Regions from separate parts of the Homo sapiens genome. Here all the other regions are linked to region 1. Evidence: chromatin loops called from intact Hi-C (ENCODE). Cell type or tissue: heart left ventricle. All regions are shown on one strand. Each heading gives the region's core, and the rest is flanking DNA. Links, peaks and the distances in the headings are about the cores only.

Region 1 (5,000 bases), core at 1-5,000:
AGGCACAAAGCAAATCCCTGCAGAGAATGCCAAAGTCTTTGCCCTCTCTGTGGCACAGGGATGCAGGAGGCAGTGCATGGAGGCACGGAGGCTGGAGAGCCTCTGCTCCCCAAGCCTGCTACTTCCACAAGAGAGAAAAGGCAGGGGGTGACGCAGCTTGCATTCACAAGTGACAAGAGGGTGTCTCCAGCTTATCCTCTTAGCAGTCCTCATGGCTGCTTTAACTAGTTGGGAAGCTGAAGCTCAGAAGCTAAAAGCCTTTCTCAAAGGTGATGCACTGAGCAAGTGAAAGAGTTGGGATTCAAACGTAGGACTATGAAAGTAATACTAAGTGCTTAGGTGCCAGGCACTGTTCTGTTGCTTAATGCACGTTAACCCATCTGATCATCCCAACAAGTCTAGGAGGTGGCTACTGCTGTTACTTCAACCGTTTTTATTTATTATTATTATTTTTGAGAGAGAGTCTCGCTCTGTCACCCATGGTGGAGTACAGTGGCTTGATCTCGGCTCACTGCAACCTCCATTTCCTGGGTTCAAGTGATTCTCCTGCCTCAGCCTCCCGAGTAGCTGGGATTATAGGCGTGTGCCACCACACGTGGCTAATTTTTGTATTTTTAGTAAAGACGGGGTCTCGCCATGTTGGTCAGGCTGGTCTTGAACACCTGACCCCAGGTGATCCACCTGCCTTGGCCTCCCAAAGTGCTGGGATTACAGGCGTGAGCCACCGAGCCCGGCCTACTCTGACCATTTTTTAAAGAAACTGAGGCACAAAGGGATCGCTGGCGTGTGGAAGGTCTCACAGCAGCTAAGTGGTGAGCCAGGGGGTCTGCTGCATAGACCATGACCTGCCCCCACGAGGCCCGTTCTCACCTCCCCAAGGGGCTGCTTGGGGTTACCAGGTCCAGACTGCCCTTGTCCACTTTGCAGGTGAGACCCTAGGAGGATCCAGAGTCCTGAGTGTGCAGGGGACAGGACAAACAATACCCAGGGGACTGTCACTGAGGTGAATGAACGCAGCAGGCCAGGTGGGGACTTCTATGAACCAGTGACCCCATCCCGAGGCCCCATGCAAAGGGGCAGCTGGTGGTCACCAGTCATGGACATCCAGCAGCTCAGAGTGGTTTTACCTATCAGTTTTTCAAAAATCTTCCAACCCCACTCTTCCCCTCTCTAAAAATTTAAAAAATTTAAAAATCTTCCTGAGGCCAAAGGCAACCCATGTGCAGGTCAGAGATGGCCACGAGGAGGCCCATGGCACAACTTTGAGTCCAGGGCCATGAAATGAGAAAGTCACCTCCTGCTCCCATAACTGGTGCCTGATTCTAACTGGGCCAGTGAACGTGGAGACTGGTCATCTGACCAAGAACTCTCTTTGAGCCCGTTTTATAGCTGGAAGTTCCTTCTTCTAGCATTGAGCTGGCTGGGTTTTTCCTTCTCAGGACAATAAAACTGCATTTCTGTCCTCGACCCCACCCATCTGGCACCTGCACCACAGCTAACTTCAGCTTTCCACCCAGTTCTCTTTTGTTCAGTGGAAAAAATGAGCTACAGTTCCCAGAAGAAAATGAGAACGGGGTTATTATTAATAAGATACTCTTTTTCAGAAAGGCAGTTGAAGGCAGCGGGGAAGATCACATTGAGGGGGGAGCCGGGGTAGCCCCACTGCTACTCCCTCCTGCAGGACCACCTGGTCTGGAGAAGCAGCTACGCGCTGGCCCTCCCTGTTGGCTCTCAGAGGTACAAACCAGAGGTGGCGGCATTTCTAAGAAATTAGATTCAAATACTAGGACAGTTAACATTTCCTGGAGGTGTGACCGAGAACCAAGAAAAAGTGATTTTGTGAAGGCCTTGCTTGCAGGCAGAAATAACCTGTCTTCTCTGTCTGTCTGTCTGCTCTGGGGGCTACCGGAAGGAGCTGAAGGCCTGTCCCCCGCCTCTCCCCACCCCACCATGCCCTAGGCCTTAGTCCCTCCCCACTGAAGAATGCCTTTACCAACTTGGGACAGACAGAGGAGTATGAATGAATGAGAATACTCCAAGCTGACCCTGCCTGGGGCATCTCTTCTCACACATGTGGCTTCTCTGGTGCTTTATTTAGCATGAGACTGTTTAGAATGTTTATTTTTGGCTCAGTTTTGGGGGACAGTTTTCACAAATAGAATGACAGCTATGATCTTCTCTCTAAAAAAAGAGCTCGTACAATCCACCGTTGGGCATTCAGTTTCAAGAGCTTCACTGTCCCATGGTCTCCATTCTGGGACCTCTCCTCCACTGGAAGACCCTCTCCTTTAATCAAAACATGACACAAGATGACAGTGACTCCCCATGGCAAGTCCCATTGGCAGTGCTGAGCCAGCGAGGCGGGGGCCCGGTCAGGGTCCCTGAAGGAAAGAGATGTTACTCTCCAAACTGAAGAGACTGTACAAAGAGATTCTTTATAAGGAAAACTAACAAGGGAGGTGCTATGCACCAGGGCTGGCCACAGCCAGGAGCTGTCACCACCCTGGGGCCTGAAGGGGAGGGAGTGGTGTTCCTGGACCACGGAGACAGTAGCTGCAGCCACGGGAGAGGGCAGCCCCACAGCAGCTGTGGCCTTGCTAGGGGTACAGACACAGCCAACCCATGGAAACCCTCATCTCATCTCTTCCCACCTTCCTATCTCCTACCAGTTCCTCTACTTGGCCAAAGCAAAGAAAAGTCCTTGCTGATGAAACCCATCAAGGTTAGCCTCTGGAGGCCCAGAGAAGAAAGGAGAGGGGTGGAGAGTGGATCTGGGGCTGGGGCTTGCGGGGGAAGAAGACACCCAACATGTTTCATCTTGCTAACACCCAACATGGAGACAGCAGGAGGAGGCACAAAGAGGGCGTGCGGGGCTGTGGATCTTCCACGCTGAGCCTCCACCTCCCACTATCCCTGAGCAGCAGAGGAATCCTGGTTTGCTACTGAGCTGCTGAACGACTGGGCAAATTGTTCAGCAGCTCTGGGTCCTGGTTTCCTTCCATGTCAAGTATAAAGATGGAACCCAACAGGCCCTAAGGTATGGGAGTCACAGCCAGCACTGCAGAAGAGGGAGGCCTAAGTGTGGGCCCTCTCAATGCCACTCCCAAACTCTGTGGTCTTGGACCAGGGACTGAGCCTCTCCATGCCTCAGTGTCTTCACTTGCAAAGGAAGGGTGTGAGAGCACCTTCGCCAAGGGATGTTGTTATGAGGAAACGAGGTCACGCATATAAAGTGTTGAGCAACATCCCAGGCACATAGAAAACATGCAATCACCCCTCCAGCTCTCACGTTCCCCAAGTTTGGGCCTTGTCTACGGATTTTTACATCCCTCATACACCTGGACCTCCCTCGTGCTGCTATCTTTTGTGAAAGCAATTTTCTTCATTGAATGATTCCATTAACTAGAACCTGCAAACCCAGCCTGAACATTCTAGCATCGAAACCTTCTCTTTTAAGCTCCGCAGTATGCACAGCCCTGCCCCAAAACCCCATGGAGAAGATCGCTTCAGCTTCAAAGATCTTGGTGCGTGTGCTATTTATGCCAAATGTTAGTGATGCCTCCTCGCTGAGCCTCCGGCTCGTAAGTCAATGCAAAACCAGCCACACTGCCTTGTTGCTCAGTGGCAGCACCACGGGCTTCTGCCTCAGTGCTTGAAGTCAATGGCGGTGGGGGTGCCCTGAGAGAAGATGCGTGTGCTGGAAGGGAAATGTGAGTATGGCCTCCTCAAGGTGCCACTGCTGTGCTCACCGTCTGCAGGGCAAACCGTGCCACAGCCTGGGGCTTCAGCTACTCATCCTAGAATCCACTCTGTATGGACAGATGTTTCCAAGCCCATGTGCTCTGGATTGCCAAGTGAGTGATCTATAGCAAGCAAGATCTAATCTATATCCACATCTAATACATATCAAATCTCTGTATCAATAAATAGATATCAAATCTCTATGTCAATTCTTTGTGTCAAATCTGTCTAGATCTAATCTCTAATCTCCTTCTATATCTTATTGATATCTCTACCTATCTTGTAACATAGCAGGGAAGGAGACAGATTTCATTTGTCACCTGGCTCTAGTTTAGATTCTATCACCTACTGACCGTACAACTTTTAAAAGGAAACTTGGTCTCTCTGGCTTTAGCAGGCTCCTCTGTAAAATGGGGTTAAGGTTAGTAACTCCCAGGGTTATTTCCCAATATATGAAAGCTAAACTGCTAGGTTCAAATCTTGCTGCCTTTGCTACCTGTTGGGCAAGTAACTTAACCTCTTTGCGCCTCAGTTTCTCATCTGTAAAACGGGGATGACAGTAATACTTCCCATAAGAGATAGTTGTGAAATGCAAATGAGCAAATCCATGTAAAGAACTTAATTTAGAAGAGGGACTCGCATGCAGTATAAATGCTTAATTCATGTTACATAAAAGTGCTAAATTTATGAATGCATGTCCAATGTACAGTTCCCATCTCAATGAAACATCTATTCAGTGTATGTAATCATTATTGACAAGAGTGATCTTTTTTTTTTAGACGGAGTCTCGCTCTGTTGCCCAGGCTGGAGTGCAGTGGTGCAATCTCAGCTCACTGCAAGCTCCGCCTCCCGGGTTCACGTCATTCTCCTACCTCAGCCTCCCAAATAGCTGGGACTACAGGCGCCCACCACCACACCCGGCTAATTTTTTTGTATTTTTAGTAGAGACGGGGTTTCACTGTGTTAGCCAAAATGGTCTCAATCTCCTGACCTCGTGATCCGCCTGCCTCGGCCTCCCAAAGTGGTGGGATTACAGGCGTGAGCCACCGTGCCCAGCCAAGAGTGATCATTTTAAGTGTTCTGAGTTAAGGGCTTAAATTCAAACTTTCAATGTCTTCGGTGAAGTCCACTCCCAACAAGAAGGGGGGAATGGTGATCTCAACACGATCTATTTTTTGAAATGGTGCATGTGGCTGCACTTTGGGGAACTTGCTGGCTATTTGCGGAATGTTGTATCACATCATTCACCCTGAGTCATA
Region 2 (5,000 bases), core at 1-5,000, 53 kb before region 1:
AGCGTCACCTGAACAGACTGGCGATGAAGGAGAAGTTTAAAACCACTTTGGTAGGAGACGATGCCACCAGAATAGCAATGGGAAATGAAGCAGAGAAATCCCTGGCATTAAAGTTGAAGTGAATGAGAAAAGCACATTTGTGTTGACATCATCCCTGTTGGCCCACACATGGTCTTTCAGAAACACTTTCCTGCACAAAGTGGGGCACATGGGAATACAGAGGCCACTTCCTCACATCTCTCCACACTTTGCCCAGTCCCACGGTCAGGGATGAGACGTTCATCCACTTCATCTCAGCCCTGAGCACTAAGGGGGCCACAGTGGGCAGGGTCACTGTGTGGGAGCCTCAGGAACCAGGACTCTGGCACATGCTGGGCAGCTCCATGCAATGGAATTGTAAGCTGAGTTGGGCTCCCTGCAGGCATGGGAGCATTTCAGAGCCAAAATTCCCACCTGCAGCTACAAGCAAAGAGAGTGGAGGTCCTACTTTAGCTAACCCGTAAAGCGGGCACTTCCAAGAAGACTTTTACTGGAACTCTGTGCTAGAAGATTGGGAAGTTGATTCTCTGTCGGCTACCCCCACTGCTGCCTAGGGGTCCTGGAAGGTTGGGAGGGGAGGAGAGGTGACTGCAGGACAGGGTATCATGGCATCCCCGAGTTTACCTCCACCAAACACACCCAAAACCTCTGTTTAACACCCAACAACTAGTATTTAATTTTCATTCCGCTGACCTGGGAGCATCTCTCTAATGGAACTTCCACTTAGCATAGCCACTGAAGTTCCCCAGGGACAGTGGTACCAATTAAATAACGTGACACTTTGGAGGTGTAAAGCTATGTATTTACTCCCAAACCAGAGGCTTGGGTAGTTTTTAACATAAAGATTTTCTCCCTCCTTTTTTTTTTTTTTTTTTTTTTTTTTGAGACTGAGTCTCCTTCTGTAGTGCAGCGGCACAATCCTGGCTCACTGTAACCTCTGCCTCTTGGCTTCAAGTGATTCTCCTGTCTCAGCCTCCTGAGTAGCTGGGATTATAGGCACCCATCACCACACCCAGCTAATTGTTTGTAATTTTGGTAGCGACAAGGTCTTACCACGTTGCCCAAGCTGGTCTTGAACTCCTGAGCTCAAGTGATCCTCCCTCCTCGGATGCCCAAAGTGCTGGGGTTACAGGCGTGAGCCACCACGCCCGGCCAGAATCTCTCTCTTAAGAGTCACCACTAGTGCCCAATGTTTACTGTTCAGAAAGGTCATTGCCCAGCAGTTGCAGGCAAGAAACCCTGGACGCATCTTGGGGAAATGCATCTAAACAATGCAGAGCAGAAGACAGGAGGGGTTCATGCTCTGAGTACAGGCTCTGGGGTCAGAGAAGAATGGGTCCAGATCCCAGCTCCATGGCTGTGCAATCTTGAACAAGTTGCTTAACCACTCTGGGCCTCACTGTCCTCACCTGTAAAATAAGGTGTTCCTGAGGCATTAGGAATGCCCTGGGCGACTGTGCTGAGAATGCAGGAGCAGTTACAAGGCTAAGCAACTGTTCCTCTGAAGGGGTCCCCTGCTCAGCAGAGCCTCAAAATTTGGTCCTGTCTCTGCTTAGGGCTTTCTGACAAAGCAGAGTGGGGAAGGGAAAGGGAGGTTTCTGGAAAAGCCAGTGGCCAACTTCTGGGTACCGCGGACAGGTGGCAACACCTGTCCAAGGACCAGGCATCTCTCAGGCTGTTTCTAGGCTGCTCCACATGAGGGAGAAATGATGGGCTTTGCTGGCCAGCCCAACACCGTCAGAGGGCATGTTACTGCTCGAAAGTACAAAATAAGCAGAGTGCGCATAACTAAACACTATTTTTATCGTCTTTCCGCCACTCTCATGCCACAAGCAAGAGCTGCTGTGTAAGGGAGGGTGGCAGGGAGATGTTTATTCAGAGCATGGGGTGGCCTGAATACCAATGGGGCCAGTTGAGAGGCTGTGTTGTAAGGGCTTTTAGGGGACAGCACCCAGGAGAATCGCAGCCACCCTCAAGGCTGACCTAGGAGACAAAATTGCCTTCCTCCCCAAACTCAGCCCTGCACCCTGCTGCCCTGGGTGAGGACCTTATCTTTCCCCCACCTAGGAATCTGCAAGGGTATCTTTCCCTTAGCATCAGGAACAAAACTTACCCTCCAGCTCTGGGCAAGAAGGATCTGAAAATGACAGTTCTAGGGTCGTTTGGGGCAGGTACAAGCACCCTTATTCCTGGTGTCCAGACAGTGCATGGTGTAGGTATACAGCAGGTACTAGATGACAATTCCATAAAAGAAGTAACATCCAAGGGCTTGGGAGGCATCTACGAAGAATGGCAACAAAACCCTTGCCTTCACAGAACTTTATTCTAGCACAGGGACACAGAAAGATGACAGATATAACAAATAGTGCACAGAATAGGGTAGAAGAGAGAAGTCAGTGGTTAGGATGATGCAATGGGTGCATTTCTTAATAAGGTGGTCAAGGCAGGCTTTAGACTGAAAAGGTGAGGTATAAGCAAAGACTCCCAGTGGGTAAGTGAGCATGCTGCTTGGCTAACTGGGAAAAAGCATTTCGGGGACAGGGAAACTGCTGTGCAAAGGCCCTGAGGTGACAGCAAGCCTCACGTTGCTGGTGGAGACCAGCAAAGAAGCCAGGGTGGAGGAAGTAAAAGATGAAAAACAGAAGCTTAGGTCAGGAAGAAATGGGGGATAGATCAATAAAGCATTATAGAGCCAGGTTTTTGTTTTGTTTTGTTTTGTTTTGTTTTGTTTTGTTTTTGGAGACAGATTCTTGCCCTGTCACACAGGCTGGAGTGCAGTGGTACGATCTCGGCTCACTGCAACCTCCATCTCCCAGGTTCAAGCAATTCTCCCACCTCAGCTTCCAGAGTAGCCGGGATTACAGGTGTGTGCTGCCATGCCCAGACAATTTTTGTATTTTTAGTAGAGATGGGGTTTCACCAGGTTGGCCGGGCTGGTCTCGAACTCCTGACCTCAGGTGATCTGACCACTTTGACCTCCCAAAGTCCTGGGATTATAGGCGTGAGCCACCACACCCGACCCAAGAGCTATAGTTCTTAACTGGGTCAACTTGACCCACAGGGGACATCTTGCCATGTCTGGAGACATTTTTGTTGTCACACTTGGGGAAGGGGAATGCTACCAGCAACTAGTGGGTAGAGTCCAGAGATGCTGCTTAATATCCTGTAATGCACAGGACGACCCTCCACAACTAAGAATGATCTGGCCCCACATGTCAACAAGTTCAAATCTAGACCACTGTAAGGCCTCTGGCTTTTGCTCTGAATGAGCTGGGATTATTTGGTGAATGAATGAACCCCCTCTGTGCTTGCACTGATGATAACACAGACTGTAAATCTGGAGGTGTTTCATCTTCCTCCAAACCATTTCTCGCATTCATAGAGTAAGGAAGAAAGAAAAGACACCTTTTTTTTTTTTTTCTCCCTGCGCCAAAAGCACACAGTGGAACTCCTGGTTTTGAAATGTCCTATTTTATGTGGGACCTAAAAGGATGCCAACTGTCTTCTGGCCTAGTGACAACAAAAGTGACTTCTTGGAAAGCTGCGGTAACATGGAGGTGGCTAGGGAGCAGTCCAAGGGAACAAAACAAAACAAAACAAAACAAACCTAAACCAAACCATGTTTAGCAAGGCCTGGGGGGTGTTGGGGTACCACAGGAGGCAGGCTCAGCGCGTTTATCCCCATGTAAAGATTGCAGAGATGGGGCTGGGGCTTCGCGGGTGATTTTTTTAGTGCTTTCACCTCTAATCTCCAAATCCTAGCCCTGCTCCTTCCAGAAACCTACAGCCTTGCCTAAATTTTGTGTGGGTGATTAAAGCAGAGGACCCGATTCCCTGTTCCTGCCTCTCTGTTTGTGAATAATCAAAGGCTAATCAGCCAAGGCCCCAGGGGACAGGAAATTAGACGTGCAAGATACCAGAGAGGCTCTGAGAATAAAACTGCGAGGTGAATCTGACATCAATGCCAGCAGGGGTGTCTGGGCTCTGATGGGCAGGAGCGCAGAGCCCGGGGCCAACTGGGGACAAATCCGATTTCTCCAGGGCTCAGCTGACCTCTGGCTTACACCAAAGACAGAGAAGGACAGGCTGCAAGAATCTGGCTTTTCTCCATCAGCTCAGGGATCAGTCAAATCAAAGCATTAAGAATCCAGGGTGAACTCTGATATTAGCGAGGGCAAAGGGGATGTTCTCCAGACTGACACAAACCACCGGGGTTCAAATCCCCGCTCCTCCACTTCCTGGCTGTGTTACAGTCTAAGGTCTTTGAGTCTCAATTTCCTTATCTGTAAAATGGAATCAAATACAAATAATCAGGAATGACTTTCCGAGTTTCTTTTGGTAGAAGAGTGGAAATGAATGGAGAGGAGGAAGCAGAAGTACTATTTAGTGACTCTTGTGAGCTAGACATTGTGCTCAATGCTTTAGATTTATGTTTATCGAATTCTCCTAACAACTCAATGCAGTATTGGATATTCCATTTTCATATGAAAATGCTGAGGTCTCAAAGGATAAAGCACTTGCTTGAGTCAGGGAAATGAATCCCCTTTCCATCTGCCTCCAAATCCATGTTTTATTAGTAACACCACCCAACACAGAGCACTTTGAACTTCTCATGTGTACTGCCATGCTGGGTCCTTATAATATATATCAGCACGGGTGCAGTGGCTCACGCCTATAATCCCAGCACTCCAGGAAGCCAAGGCAGGAGGATCACTTGAGGCCAGGAGTTCGAGAACAGCCTGGGCAACAAAGTGAGACCCGCCCCCACCGACGGTGTCTCTAGGAAAAGTAAAAAACTTAGCTGGGTATCATGGAGAACGCCTGTAATCCCAGCACTCTAGGAAGCCAAGGCAAGATCACTTGAGGCCAGCGGTTCAAGACCAGCCTGGAGAACAAGTGAGGACCCCATCTCTAAAGAAAATGAAAAAAAAAAAAAAACTTAGCTTGGTATGGGGGCCCAT
Region 3 (7,207 bases), core at 832-5,831, 490 kb before region 1:
TACGGGTGTGAGCCACCTTGCCTGGCCCTGATTATTTATTTTTTTGAGATGAGGTCTCACTCTGTCACTCAGGCTGGAGTCCAGTGGTGTGGTCATAGCTCACTGCAGCCTCGAAGTCCTGGGCTCAAGTGACCCTCCTGCTTCAGCCTCCCGAGGAGCTGGAACTGCAGGCATACTATTATTAGTGCTTGGAACACTTAGCAACATACCCAGCTACGTTGTAAATTAGAGACGAGGTCTCACTATGTTGCCCAGGCTGGTCTGCAACTTCTGGCCTCAAGCAATCATCCTGCGTCGGCCCGCCAAAGAGGGACCCCACTCCAAAGCACTGGGATTACAGGTGTGAGTCACTGTGCCCAACCCCTACTGATACTTTAAATTCAACACATGTGGGTCAATTATGTTCCATCCATCCCCTGGATGTGCTCTTCACCCACCTCCACCTTGTTCCTTCCATGGCAGATGGAGTCATTGGAACGTCATCACCTCTGGCTGGGTTTGACCAATTAGGAGGAGAAAGGAGAGAGGAGGGAGGAGTGAGGCAGGAGTGGGAGGCTGCAGTGTTCATCCCCTAAAGGTGGTCTCCGCCGGATTGTGTTCCTCCACCAAAAGCCTGCTCCTTTCTAGTGGCCTTCTGTACCTACACGACTCCCTCTTTCCAGGTCTTGGCAACTATTCCCTGTCCTTGTTCCCCCAAGCTTGGAGGCAGTGGCAGCTCCTCCACTGCTGCTGGCCTCGGGTGACTGCTCTCACCCTTGCAGTGGTTCCCTTGCGGGAGATTGGCATCACCTGGAAACACATTAAAATTGCAGACTTGGGGCTACCTCCCAGCCCTTCTGAGCTTGAAATTAGGGGTGGGGCCCAGCAGTCTGCATCTGTTTTTAATTTTTATTTTTATTTTAAGTTCTGGGGTACATGTGCAGGATATGCAGTTTTTGTTACATTGGTATACATGTACCATGGTGGTTTGCTGCACCTGTCAACCCATCACCTAGGTATTAAGCCTAGCATGCATTCGCTATTTTTCCTAATGCTCTCCCTTCCCCTAGCCCACCCCTGACAGGCCCCAGTGTGTGTTGTTCCCCTCCCTGTGTCCATGTGTTCTCATTGTCCAGCTCCCACTTCTAGCTGAGAACATACAGTGTTTGGTTTTCTGTTCCTGCATTAGTTTGCTGAGGATAATGGCTTCCAGCTCCATCCAAGTCCCTGCAAAGGATATAATCTCATTCCTTTTTATGGCTGCATAGTATTCCATGGTGTATATGTACCACAATTTCTTGATCCAGTCTATCATTGATGGACATTTGGGTTGATTCCGCAGTCTGCATTTTGACCAGATCTCTAGGTCTAGGTGATTCTGAAGCACGCTCATGTTTGAGCATCACCAAACTTCACCTTTCCAGCTTTGAAATTAGTAACAAACTCTTCCAATTGTGCCAAATGAACATTTCCTCTGTTTTCTATTGTGATCCTAATGATATAATGACAATAATAATAATAGAATTCAGATCCCCGGCATAAAAGTGACCCTTGTCTAGGGTCTCTTTCTCAATGAATGCAACACCATGGGACTTGTTCTTACACATCTTTTAACTCTGCACCTACCAGCCTGTGTGGTACATTGTAGGTGCTCAGTAAAGGCTCATTTCAACAGAAATTTCATTTTTTTACCCTCATGGTTTTGTGCCTTTCCCAACACACCGTGTATACATCCATTCATCCACCCAGGAATCACCATATGGGTACTGGGGATGTACAGCCAAATATGATATTGTGTTTAGTCTCATGGGTCTTATGAGTTAATGGGTGAGATGTCAGCTGTCTGAGTTTCAGTAACACCATCTATTAATGGATCATAATATTACTGACTCCATGGGGTTGTTGTGAAGATGAAATGGGATAACGCACAGAGTGCTCTTGGCACGGTGCCTGACATTGAAACTATTCAATCAATTTTAGTTTTATTACTATTGCAGTAGTTGATATAGCTTAAGCCTGGCTCAAACAGAGACGAGAACATGATTTGTGGGCATCTCTCCACGCCATGGGTATAAGCGTCTTACAAGTTACAGGATCATTAAAGTACTTTGTAAATTACTTGGCATTTCATAAGGCGTTTATTTTTATTTTTTAATTTTTGTGAGTACATAGTAGGTGTATATATATATGGGGTAAGTGAGATATTTTGATACAGGCATGTAATGTGGAATAAACACATCAAGGTAAATGGGGTATCCATCAATAAGGTGTTTTTATATTTACTGATCTGGCTATTATTCTTGTCCTCGTGTGATATCTCTGTCTTGTTTATCCTCTTCAAGGCTACCCTGTAAGTTTCATTTTGACCTGCTTTTATTCCTGTGCAAAAGTTAGCCAGCACAAAAGAGTAGCTTAATAATTTATTCTGGATTGAGACGCCCTTAGGGTCTGTCCATTAATTTCTTCCCTTCCAAAATGACTATAATTTTTTATTGTTTTTATTGGTTAAAAAGATGTATGTTCATTGCTTTAAAAAATGAAATGATACAAAGCGGTACAAAGTACAAAATACTTTATCAGTTGAAATAAATCACTCAGAGATACCTCTTTTAACATGTTGCTGAACCTTTTCCTTGAAATATCATTATACATTTCTCTGCAACTCTATCTAGTATTTCCATGTTACATGAATAGGGTCATTCTATGGAGCCAGCTCACTTTTTAGCCAGAAACTATCTGAGGAGGCTCTGGGAAAATTTCGTCTGGGGAGGCGCGCTTGCTCTCCCACAGGACCACCAGATGTCGCTGCTTCTGAATTTATCAGAATTTCCTGTCCCCAGGGCAGGCTGCAGAAATTAATGCTCAATGTTCCAATCCTGGGCCCTGGTTCGTACCATCCCTCTGGCCTAGGGCTGAAGATGAATTGATTTTGTTTTCAGTGACACCTGCAGAGGGCAAAAGTCATGCCCACACTGTGACATGGAGTGAACCTGTAGTGGCTCTTGGACTGAACAAGTTCTGACATGTGTGTTGGTTATGTTTGCACCTGTTTTCTCCTCCTCCCCCGTCCCCAAATTAGATCGTGAGATCCCTGCAGGAAGAGACTGAGTCCTGTAACCCAGAGTTCTCTTTCTGTAAAGCCCTCAATACCTGTTAAGTCTCAATTAAGAATAAGGTAGCTTGGGGACCTGGCATGGTAGCTCACACCTGTAATCCCAGCACTTTGGGGAGGCCCAGTTGGGTGGATCACTTGAGGCCAGGAGTTCGAGACCAGCCTGGCCAACATGGTGAAACTCTGTCTCTACTAAAAATACAAAAATTAGACAGGCGTGGTGGGGCATACCTGTAATCCCAGCTACTCGGGAGGCTGAGGCAGGAGAATTGCTTGAACCCAGGAGGTGGAGGCTGCAGTGAGCTGAGATCACACCACTGCACTCCAGCCTGGGCAACAGAGTGAGATTACATCTCAACCAAAAAAAAAAAAAAAAAAAAAAAGAAAAAAGAGATGGTGGCTAGGAAAATAGAGGCTAGAAAGAAAAAAAAAAGTAGGTGTTTTGAAAGCAGAAAACAAAGTATAAAAAATTATTGAGCTGGGAGTCAGAAAATCCAAATTTTACATTTGGATTAGGTCTTAATTCACTGGCTGACTTTGGACAAGCCTATTGACCTTTCTGGGGTCAAGTTGGTTTATGTATAGGAGGTTGGATAGAATGATCTCTCAACCTCTATTAGCTCTGACCTCCTTGGATACAAAAGTTCTTCTTGTCTTTTGTTGTTGTTTTTTGTTTGTTTTTGGGATGGGAGGATGTCAAATTGCATCTAGAAGTGAATCATTGGGCACCGTCAAGAAACCTGGGGAACTCAGGTCCTGGGGCATCCAGGGCAGGTCAGGCCTGAGGCTGAGCTGCACTTAACAATCCACCCTCCTTGCAGGGCCATTGGCGCCGGCCGCACCAGCACAGCCCATACATCATTATTAGATTCCCTTCATCATGCTAATTGACATGGGATGAAAAATATCCAGTGAAGGAAACAGCAAATGCTTTCACATTCAGCCAGGGCACCTGGCAAATGGGAGAAACTGCTGTAAAAGTTAACTGAGATTGAAAACGGGCCTACTAATATCTTGTAGGGTGAATGTTTCCTGTTGCCGGGAACTAGTTCGGATTGGCAATGTGAGTGAGTGGTGGAGACAGGGAGGGAGGGAAGCTTGGGGTACCACGTGTGAAGTGTAGAGGTTGGGGGGAACCTTTTAAGACAGTTTAGGTTCAGATGCATGGAGAACCAGACAGAACAAATAAAGAAGGATAGAGAGGAGAGAGAGGGAGCTGGTCTTGTCTCCTCTAAACTGTAGTGATAATTGTACCCCCTTCTCAGTTTGAATTCTGTTGAGAATTATTTTCTCAAGAAGAGTCCAGTATTGGGTGGAGGGGAATGTAGAATTCCTGGCTCTAGACCAGTCTGGGGGTAGAGGAGGTTGCACCCCAGGGGACATTAGGTAATGTCTGGAGACATATTTGGTTGTCATAAGTTGGGGGCGGGTTATATTAGCATCTCCTGGGTAAAGGCCAGGGATGTGGCAAAACATCCTACAATGCACAGGGCCACCCCCTCCCACCAAGCACATAATGATCCCGTCTAACATGTCAATAGTCCTGAGGTGAGGAAGCCCGGCTCTAAAACAATGTGTGACTTTGCACAAGTAACTAAACACCTCCGGGTGACTATTTTATCAATCTACGTGACAAATTTTACATGGTATGGTAGATTGCTGGCAAAAATAGCCCAAATTCTCCTCCATGTCCCCCCTGGCCATTGCAATATCACTTTGCAGCTCCTGCTATCAAGACATGGAGTCTGTTCCTCACTCTTTGAATCACGGCTAGCCTGTGTCTTGCTTTGTTCAGCAGAATCTGCAGAATTGGTAGCACCAAGTCTAGGCCTCAGAGGCTTTGCACAGTTCTGTTGTCTCCTTCCGAGCCCTGCTCTCCTGTGTGCGTGAGCCTGGGCTAATCTGCTGGAGGATGAGACACCACGTGTACAACAGGCAAACTGCCCTACCCTGTCTATGCTAAAAATACAATTGCTAAAAATTGCAAGATACAGTCCAGCCTAGAGTAAAACTATCTACTGACCGAGGACCATGGACTGCAGACCCTAGCTGAGATAAGAAAACCCACCCAGGTAATCCATAGTTTCCTGGGAGATAACAGATTCGTACTTTTTTTTTTTTTTTTTTTCCTTTGAGATGGAGTTTCGCTCTTTTACCCAGGCTGGAGTACAGTGGCACGATCTTGGCTCACTGCAACCTGCCTCCTGAGTAGCTGAGATTACAGGCACCCACCACCATGCCCAGCTAATTTTTGTATTTTTAGTAGAGACAGGCTTTCACTTGAACCCCTGACTTCGTGATCCGCCCACCTTGGCCTCCCTAAGGGCTGGAATTACAGGCGTGAGCCACCATGCCTAGCTCCAGATTCTTACTGTTTAACCCACTGAATTTCAGGGTGGTTCATTATGCAACAATAGCTAGCTAATATGCAAGGTCTTGAAATTAAGACTCAACGGTGAATTCCAAGGGGAATGGGAAACATCTCAAGATTTGCTTCCTTTGTTAATAGCTGACATTTTCCTAAGTCCGATAGCTTTAAATGAATCAAGATGTGCATAACTGCATCCTTTGATACCCAATTAATGGAGCTGGGCAAGTTCTATCTGGAGACAAGTTTGCTAAAGGTTAATTTTATTCACTTTTATCAGGACAAGTTGCAGCAATCAACTCTGACTTAAACAATAGCGAAAGGGCATTGGTGAGGACACCAGGAAGCTGATGAATACACAGCCTTCAGCAACATCGGGAGTCAGAGCTGCTCCAGGGATCTTGGCAGGAGGGATTTGTGGCTCTCCTTCCAGAATGCTGTCAAGGGTGACAGAGGCCTAAGCACCTTTCATCCTCATGTAATTTGTGCTCCAGATTTGAAGACCAGGGTGGAAGAACCTCATTGGCTTTCCTTATGTCACCTGCTCTGCTAATAGGTGGTATCGTTTGATTGGCACCTCTGCCATTCCCACGTAGAGTGGAAAAGGGCAATCAGACAGAAACAGAAGGTGCCGTCTGCCTCCCTCCTCCCTACCCCTTCCCCTGCCACCCACAACCCTACAGATTGGGAAAGGTAGAATTAGGAAGTATGTTTAGAATTTTTGGTGTGTGGTCTGGACCTCTAAGATGGCTCATCATAGCCTAGCTGGAAAATGGAAAGCCTCCGTCAGAAATTAAAAATCAAATGTAACAGTGCTGTTGACTCTCATACGACTCTCCTCCAGTCACCCTTCACTTGTCATGTCAGTGTCAGCATTTGTGGTAATGGTTTGGGATGTGGAAGGGGGAGTGAGAAGGGAGATAATCCTTCTTCTTCTCCTTCTTCTTCTGAGACAGGGTCTTGCTTTGCTCTCTCTCCCAGGTTGGAGTGCAGTAGCATGATCATGGCTCACTGCAGCCTTGAACTCCTGGGCTCAAGCAATCCTCCTGGCTCAGCCTCCTGAGTAGCTCAGGCTACAGGCATGGACCACCCCACCTGGATAATTTTATTTTTTACTTTGTAAAGATAGGGCCTCGCTGTGTTGCCCAGGCTGGTCTCAGACTCCTAGGTTCAAATGATCCTACAGCCTTGGCCACTGCACCCAGTCTTGATCTGACTTTTGAAGCACTATGTATTTACCGTACTCCAGCCTGGGCAACAGAGAGACATCCTGTTTCTAAATAAGTGTTATCTCTTAGTGCTATTTCTATTCTTGTTGTCAGCTTGCAAGTTGATAGCTGGGGTCAAAAGTGTGACAGTTGTTTGAGTCAGATTTGGACCAGAACATTTTCTGCCACTTATTCCAAGGAGATGGCAAGGGTCAGCGGGGGGTCCTAAAAGTCTCGGGTCCAGACATTAAGTTTCTGCCTTCTGTAAGTCACCCAAAGATCCCCAAAGTGTCCCAGCTGTAGAGACACATGAATTACCTACTTCCCACCTGTAAATTAGGAGGGCTGTACACAATCTGAGGTTTACAACTATTTTTTTCTTTTAATTTTCTTGAACCCTTCAAGTAAAATCTTATGTTGAAGTTCAGCACATATAACTGATAAATGTGAGTCATTTTCATAGAAGCAGTTGTTGTGTGTGTTTTGGGGCGCAGTGGGGAGCAGGGGGAGCAGGTTGGAGCCCTACTCATATTTGGCCTC

The links. Peaks named below come from ENCODE experiments on the same cell type or tissue, not always from the same donor. Only the 100,000 strongest peaks of a DNase experiment are listed, where the experiment ranks them.
Region 2: a loop joins it to region 1, with 2.1 times the contacts of the local background. A loop is called at or near these places in 8 of 110 quality-filtered maps.
Region 3: it touches region 1 in a loop (5-fold over the local background); 3 of 110 quality-filtered maps call a loop at or near these places.

What each region holds. Positions count from the first base shown.
Region 1 is chr16:17,345,375-17,350,374 of GRCh38, forward strand. All of the region lies in intron 2 of XYLT1 (xylosyltransferase 1), which reads right to left. Among named protein-coding and RNA genes, the nearest start is that of XYLT1, 120 kb to the right of the region's middle. RefSeq lists enhancers at 236-737, 2,206-2,295. In heart left ventricle, for the core only: no CTCF peak of the experiment used is centred there; DNase peaks (open chromatin) are centred at 1,675 and 2,497; H3K27ac peaks cover 794 bases.
Region 2 is chr16:17,292,596-17,297,595 of GRCh38, forward strand. All of the region lies in intron 2 of XYLT1 (xylosyltransferase 1), which reads right to left. Among named protein-coding and RNA genes, the nearest start is that of XYLT1, 180 kb to the right of the region's middle. RefSeq lists a silencer at 4,024-4,298. In heart left ventricle, for the core only: no CTCF peak of the experiment used is centred there; no DNase peak of the experiment used is centred there; H3K27ac peaks cover 536 bases.
Region 3 is chr16:16,858,874-16,866,080 of GRCh38, forward strand. No RefSeq gene overlaps it. Among named protein-coding and RNA genes, the nearest start is that of NPIPA7, 480 kb to the left of the region's middle. In heart left ventricle, for the core only: a CTCF peak has its summit at 2,780 (motif pointing right); no DNase peak of the experiment used is centred there; H3K27me3 peaks cover 837 bases.